Linked DNA regions of Homo sapiens: region 1 is linked to region 2. Evidence: chromatin contacts called from ENCODE Hi-C or POLR2A ChIA-PET data. All regions are on one chromosome and are shown on one strand. Each heading gives the region's core, a stretch centred on a gene start or an enhancer-like site at or near the end of the contact. The rest is flanking DNA. Distances are from core to core; before and after follow the strand shown.

Evidence for each region. A loop is a pair of places that touch in the nucleus more often than their neighbours do. ChIA-PET counts read pairs that join two places held with the same protein, here RNA polymerase II (POLR2A). Pooled maps may share reads with other maps.
Region 1: a pooled map shows a loop between it and region 2 (2.0-fold over the local background). The contact joins two enhancer-like sites. A Hi-C loop is called at or near these places in 5 of 50 pooled maps. POLR2A ChIA-PET finds 5 or more read pairs at or near these places in 10 of 52 experiments (CD4-positive, alpha-beta T cell, CD4-positive, alpha-beta memory T cell, CD8-positive, alpha-beta T cell and 6 more).

The regions. Positions count from the first base shown.
Region 1 is chr14:99,229,331-99,232,748 of GRCh38, forward strand. BCL11B (BCL11 transcription factor B) reads right to left here. Exons shown (of 4, transcript NM_138576.4): 3 at 2,015-2,227. Among named protein-coding and RNA genes, the nearest start is that of BCL11B, 41 kb to the right of the region's middle. RefSeq lists an enhancer at 9-907. Within about 2 kb of position 1,426, at least 5 of the 41 ENCODE cell types and tissues checked have a DNase peak (open chromatin) inside an H3K27ac peak, as active enhancers do; they include CD4-positive, alpha-beta T cell and CD8-positive, alpha-beta T cell, where a contact is called at or near this core.
Region 2 is chr14:98,171,586-98,175,071 of GRCh38, forward strand. No RefSeq gene overlaps it. Among named protein-coding and RNA genes, the nearest start is that of LINC02295, 37 kb to the left of the region's middle. Within about 2 kb of position 1,891, at least 4 of the 41 ENCODE cell types and tissues checked have a DNase peak (open chromatin) inside an H3K27ac peak, as active enhancers do; they include CD4-positive, alpha-beta T cell and CD8-positive, alpha-beta T cell, where a contact is called at or near this core.

The DNA of each region.
Region 1 (3,418 bases), core at 176-2,675, 1.1 Mb after region 2:
CCTAGTGGCATGTATGAGGACTTGCTGATGGCAGAGCCCCCCAGAGCCAAGGCAGTGGAAAGCTCATTCGACCTCCCGTGGATGTCGGCAGAGGCAGCGTGGCTCCACAGGAAGAGGGGTGGCCTTTCAGGAGGCAACCAAGGACAAATCCCAGTTCTGCCACCCTGGCTAGCCACTCTCCCTCCCCAAGCCCTTGCTTCTCCATCTGCAAAATGGGGATGGTAACAGCTCCTGGTCAGCACCATACAAAGATGCTAAGCAGGCCTGGCCACATGAGGGAGCGGCTCAGTCCTCTAGCTGAGTCTCATCTACTTCAGCAACTTCTAAGTAGGGCCAACAGAGGGTTAAGCAAAGCCCTGGGTGAGCCTCTGGTGAGATCAGATTTCTGTGCCACGGAACTTGACCGCGTCCAGTAATAAACACTCAGGCTGATCTTCGATAGCATGGCCCCCCCAGTGGTTGCCGAGGCTGCAGCGCTAATGACAGGAAGCCACGAGAGCAAGGCAACCACCCAGACAGAGCAGGCACCCCCTGCTCAGCAAGCAGGGCCTTCCACAGACTCACAGAACAGATCTACTGAACCAGGACAGGAGGCCTGAGCACCTGGGGACCAGCACAGCCCAGAAAAGGGAGCCGGCGTCTTTGCAAGTGGTTCCGACTCCTTCCCAGGAGATTTTGGGTTTTGCTTTGTGCCTTTAAGGCACAAGTCCAGTAAGAAACCAGAACTCCCTTTTGGAAGCCAGATCCTATGATGTCACCACCTGTCACAGCAGGGAGGGTACACTAAAGCTCCAGGCCACCCTACTAGGGAGCTCTGGAGCCCAGGAAGCTCTGGACCCTGGAGCAGGGGCTGCCTGTGGCCTTTTACAGAGCTGTGGCCATGGCTTTTGCAGAGCTGTGGCTCCATCAGGGACCGCCTGTGGGGACAGCTTCAATTAAAAACACAACCTGCCCAATAAAAATAGTTTTCCTTTCACAATTCAAGTCGAGAGAAAGCCTGCAACATGCCTGGTGACAAAGCAGGGACCAATCAAATCTGCCCCAGCTCTGCACCCCCCTTCTCCTTTCCTGCCCCTGCCACAGAAACCAGGCCACGGCTGCTCACCACATGTGTCTGTGTCAGCATCCTGGTTTGCGTGGCCACAGTGCTTTCACGCCAGGCCCTGCCGAGATGCCGGGGGGACAGACTTGTGAGAGGGCCCTTTGCCCTTGAATTCCCAAGGACCCCAAGGATTCCCAGAGACCCTAGGCAGAATAAGATCTTGGGTTCCACTTGGGGAGAAGCAGGGCAGGTAGAGGCCAGTTTGTGTCACCACACCGGCCCATCTGCCCATCTGTAGAATGGGCAGCCACACCGCCCGCCCGGGAGAGCAGGATGAGTCGGCACAAACAGCTGTGTCTGGGTCTGGCCCAGAGCCGGACGCACAGCAGGTACTCAGCCCCCGCCCCCACCCCTCACACACCTCACAGTGTTTCACTCCCTCTCGTGGCCACAGCTTTTTAAGAGGCTCCTTTTGAGCCACTTTTTTTCTTTTTCAAAGCTAATGGGCAACACATTCTCCCAAAGAGAAACTCAGCATTTTGGACGGCTCCAGCAATGTACACAGTCAACCAAGGAATCTTCCCCTAGCCTGGTCTTGGCGGGGCAGGGGATTGTCTGGGGTGGGGGAGGGGGTGGCAGTGGCAAGGGCCGAAGAAAACCTCAGATGTTAAGTGTTATCCAATTAAGCTGTCGCTAAACAACCCAAAGAAGCGGGATTGGGAGGCTGGGGAATGCATTCTGGGAGCAAGACTCTCAGAACGGGTGGGGGCACCGTGGGGGACTCCTGACCGAGGGGCACCGGGCCCTGGCTCATAGTTCAGCGAACATTCTTTACCACTTCCCCTGGCACCCCAAAAAGCCTTCTGGGTGGGAGCTGCCCTTCCTCCCTGGGTCCCCACCTTGCTCCAGCGCTGCCCATGGCACACCCCGCCATCCCGGGGGCCCGCCCCCCACCGCGGCGTCGTCTGTTACCTGACAACTGACACTGGCATCCAAAGGGAGCCTCCGTCTGACCCTCACCCTGAGTCCCGTCACCCGAGACCGGGCGCGCGCTGCAGCACGGCAGGGGGAGGCAGGGCGGGAGAGCGCCCAGGGCACGCAGAGGTGAAGTGATCACGGATGAGTGAGGGTGGGAGGAGGCAGCTATGGGGGCCACCGCTGGCAGCTGGGCAGGCCTGCACGGCCCTGGAGAAAAAACAATAGAAAAGACTGGTCAGTCGGGCCCTGGACTGTGTGAGGGGCACGGGGTGGGACGGGGCTCGGGGCGTGGGGCTCTGCTCAGGCCACCCTTCGGGGGTGGGAGGCCCCCGGGGTGCCAGGCCCTGCAGGGAAGGCAATCGGGACACAGGCGAGGGAATGGGCTCGGGGAGGTGGGCAGGGGGCACTGGGGAGGGCCCGGTTTCCACAGCTGCCAGGCTGGGCTGTCGGGGAGGCAGGACCCCGCCTCTGGGGGCCTGGTGCAGGGGGCTGGGTGAACGGGGGCTGTGAGGACCCACTCTCAGGAAGGACCCCCCACGTGGGGGCCTCTGGAGCAATCAAATAGGTTCCATTTGGGGATTTGTTTCCAAAACTTCGGGCTACCCCTCCCTGGAAGAGCTGGGAAGCTCACAGCCTCCCCTGTTTGCTGTATCAGGATGGGCTGTTCCTACAGGCCCGGGACACCTTGGGTCCGCCTCCAGCCTTGGGTCCGCCTCCAGGTGTCTGGGCTCTGTTAGCCTCCTGTCTGGCAGACCACCAGCTGGGGGCTCTCTCCAGCCCCAAGCACTGAGCGTGCTGCACCCAAAACGCAATGCCCTTCAGAAGGCTTTCACACCCCCCTACCACACCCCAAGAAAACCCTGGCGCTGCTCACCCCCTCCTAACGTCTCGGCCTGGCTTGGGAGGCCTCCCGCCATGTGACAGCAAGGACACAGGGCCAGGGCCGGCCCCGCCTCTGCCCAGCCCCACAGCTCGCTCAGCTCCACAGCAAGGCCTGCATTTGATTTAGCCGTTTATCTTAAATGGCTAAGAGACCACCAGGGCAAAACATTTGTGTGAAGCCCTTGCCAAAACCACAAGTGAAGAAGCCCAAATTCCCTGGGTAAATAATTGAGCAGGGAAGCATCAGAGAGACAAAAAGGAAACGTCAACAAGAGGATGGGCAGCTGGGCCCAGCCGGCTTTGCCAGGGAGGCCCAGCACAGGTCTGCACGGGTGGGAGTCTGCCCACTCCAGGGCCCCCACGTGGATTCCCCCATCGCAAGGAGAGCCACAGGACCCTGCAAGCCACCAGGAGCCAGGAGCCTGTCAGTCTTCATTGGACTGAACTTCCTAACACACTGACGGGAACTGGGGCTTAGAATACCCATTGCACAGACCAGGAAACTGATGGCGTGAC
Region 2 (3,486 bases), core at 641-3,140:
ATGGTTGATTTAAACTGTTGAAGAAGAAACCCTGACTCAGGGAGTGGCCCAGGAAGTCCCTGGGACCTCTACAACCTTATATATGCCATGTTAAGGAAGTTGTCTGTGCTACATGGTTGCTCCCCCTTGGCCCTGTTGACATTTGGGGCTAGATCCTTCTTTGTGGGGGGCTGTCCTGTGCATTGTAGGGTGCTGAGCAGCAGCCCTGGCCTCTACCCACTAGATGCCAGTAGCAGTCCCTCCTCCAGTTGTGATAACGGAAAATATCTCCAGGCATTGTCAAATGTCCCCTGGGGGCAAAATCGCCCTGGGTTGAGAACATTGCTCTAGGCAAAAGGCTGTAAGCACACAGGGACAGCCTGTGACTAGAGGGGCCTCAGCAGGAAACAGCCCAGAGAAGTCACTTGGGGCCTGCCGCAGTGCTTCCAGCTCAGGGGCAATGCCTGGCACACAGTAGGTCCTCAGCAAACTGGTGCCAAGCCTCCGTTGTACAACAGGGCTGTTGCAAGATACTCAAAGGATCTAGGTGTCAAAATGCTCTGCACTGGGCAGGGCTAGGGCCCTGTCAGACCACCGTCCCTTGGCCTAGGAGGCCACAGTGGGCACCACCTCCGGCCAGGCCATGGTGGGTGGCTGTTTATCTGTGTGTCCACAGCTGCCTACCAGGCATATTAAAGGCCATGAAATAAGGATGAGGCCTAGGAGGGGTAATTAAAGCCACGGTGACATTGATCTGCTGAGATTTCTGAGAGAGCCCAGAGCACACAGGGTGATTCTCCATCTTACCTCATGCAGGCCCAGCCTGATTGGCCCCCTGGGCATTGCTGGGGCCAAGGAACCTCACCTGTGGCCGGGAGACTCCCAGGGCAGAGCCACGCTGGCTTTAGAGGCTGTGCAAAACAGGAGGCCTGGGCCTGGGGGGCAGCCCAGCTGCTGCGCTTTGCCCTGAGAAGGCAGGAGCAGGCCAATCTATTAAAGACACAGGTCCCCATTCTCAAAGGTCTCGAAAGTTAACCTCTTCCCCTCCTAGGCCCAGAGACTCAGCCAGGTAGAGAACCTGAAATGCTCCAGGGTCATGCCATCTGCAGGGCAAGTCCATCTTTGCACATTGGCCCAGATGCCCACAAAAAGGTTGCAGTCTGGATGCAAATTAAGTCAACAGTTAATTCTTGACCCTCTACCCTGAGCTAGGAAGGGTGCTTACTTATAAAAATAGGAACATGTAATATTTTCTTGCAATAATAGTCTTTGCAAAGATGGACTCTTTGATCAGAACAATAATTGCATTCTTACTGTTATAGTTACCGATCAGTGTTTCTTTGTGATCATTTTAGCTTCAGTTTTACAATTAGCATAATGAATGAAATTAATTAATGTATGTTCAGAGTCAGAAAGAACCAACACTGGCTTTGGTTTTACCCATGACTTGGGCAAATCATTTGAGCATATTGTGTCTTCATCTCTCTATTGATAAATAGAGATAAAAGTAATCAGTGCCATAGATTGGAAAGGATCAAATGAAATGATTGCAAAATCACGAGCTTAGGAATCCTTAGTTCATTTGCTCCCTAGCTATATGTTAGATTCTTTCTTATACTTAAGATTATTACCTCCTCACAGTCCTGTGAAGTGGTCATCAGCCACGCACTTTACAGATGAGAAAACTGAGGCAGCAAATCCTTTCTGAGCTGTGATTCCATATGAGGAGACTCCATACCCACCCCATCTCAGAGGGGATTACTGAGGAGCTCACGCTGCAGGAAGCCCAAGTTATTTTTTGTCTTCCAGCTGCTAAAATCAGACAAGTAGAAGGCAGGTGCCCTGCCTCAAAGCCTGCGATTGCCTTCCTTCCTGCCTGCCCATGAACTGGCATGCACTGTACTTCGTTACATCATTGCAGCTTCTGGTCTTCCTTTGTGAAAACCTGGCCTGTTTTTTGCCCTCTTCCTTCGCCACACTGGTGGGGGATGGGAGCTGCCCCTCTGATCTTTGCACTGTAAAGGAAGTAGCAGCAACCCTATCAGATGGGAGGAGGGAGAAGTTTTCTTGGGGCCTAGAAAAAAAAATAGCCTGTCTCCCACACAAGTGGGGCACCTGCGGTGAGATCGCCGGTCTAAATATAAAGAGATGCTTTTTTTTCTCATGAGCTGTCTTGAGTGGTGTGAAAGATTCTTCCAGAATTTTGGAGAAGACGTACCTAACTAAAGTCCTAGAAAAAGCCCTGTCTCCTGTGATTTCTACCTGACTCTACCCTCTGTGTTTCTAAAGAGGGTGGTGCATGAGCTTTAATAGTGGAGAGCTGTGCACTGGCTGGAGGGTGGGAAATGCACATCTGAACACTGCTTCACATTAAATGCACTGCATTGCAAAGACCCTGATTAGAGAAAGGCTTGGAGAAATAAGTTACCAATTGTTGAATGCCCACGGTCTATGCGTCTGCTTACTTAATGTAGGTTTAATGTGAGTGCCATGAAGCCTCTTCTGGGTAATAGCAATCTTAGGCAACATTAGGGAACACTTACTGTGCATCGGTCCCTGGGCTGATCTTTTATTCCGGCCAAGGGGCCTCCCTAAGAAGAGTTTAGGATGACTGCTATGCACATTGAGGTTGGGTGACACACCCATGAGGGCATCACCCCAAATTAAACCTGGCCAGGCTGACAGCAGTCTGCCCTCAACAACTTGGTTGAAGAATGTTCTCTGCTTTCCATGCATGCCCTACTTGTGAACAACACCTAATTGATAAAGTGAAACTGTGTGTGGTTCTTGGTTGCCATATGTGTGGTCCACCTATGGAAAAGAAGAAAGACCTTCTCTTGAGACTTATTCTGTTCCAGCCTATAATCTTATAGTCATGATTCCAAAGAAGTTTTGCAAAACCAAAAGTAGTTTTTATCATTAATCTGGTGGTAAAACCTGACCTGAACTGATAGAACTAATATAAGGCTATTTATAGTCTTTATTTTTCTCATGTAATGTAAACAGTCATTTATTTCACTGCAAAAATGTTGTGTTCTATCCCTAAGTGCTGTCCTAGACTCCTCTGCAAGATGCTCTACGATATGTAATTATGAGACATATTATTTTAAATGTACCAAATTCTGATTTCTAAATTACATGTGGTTTCAAAGGTTTCTGAAAACAGATCGTGGGCCTGCAAACCAAATCTGTAGTCCCACTTTGAAGGTGTATCCTGTAGACACCCTTGGATAGTGGCAATTATAGGGGTCAGAGAGATCGATCAACCTCAACCCTAATTCTCGTTTATGAAACTAAAGTCTGTGGCATCCTCGGCCAAACTGGAACTCATTAGAGCCTCAGGTTGCCCAGTTACAAAGAGGAAAACAGCACCAGCTTCCTTGCAAGGTTTCTGTGAGATTATATACTTAAAGGTTATTCATGTATTGGCCATTGGGACACTCTAAGGTTGTCCATATTTGCAGATGTTCTTTGTAATGAATTTCAGAGTCAAGCACAAAGATGTAG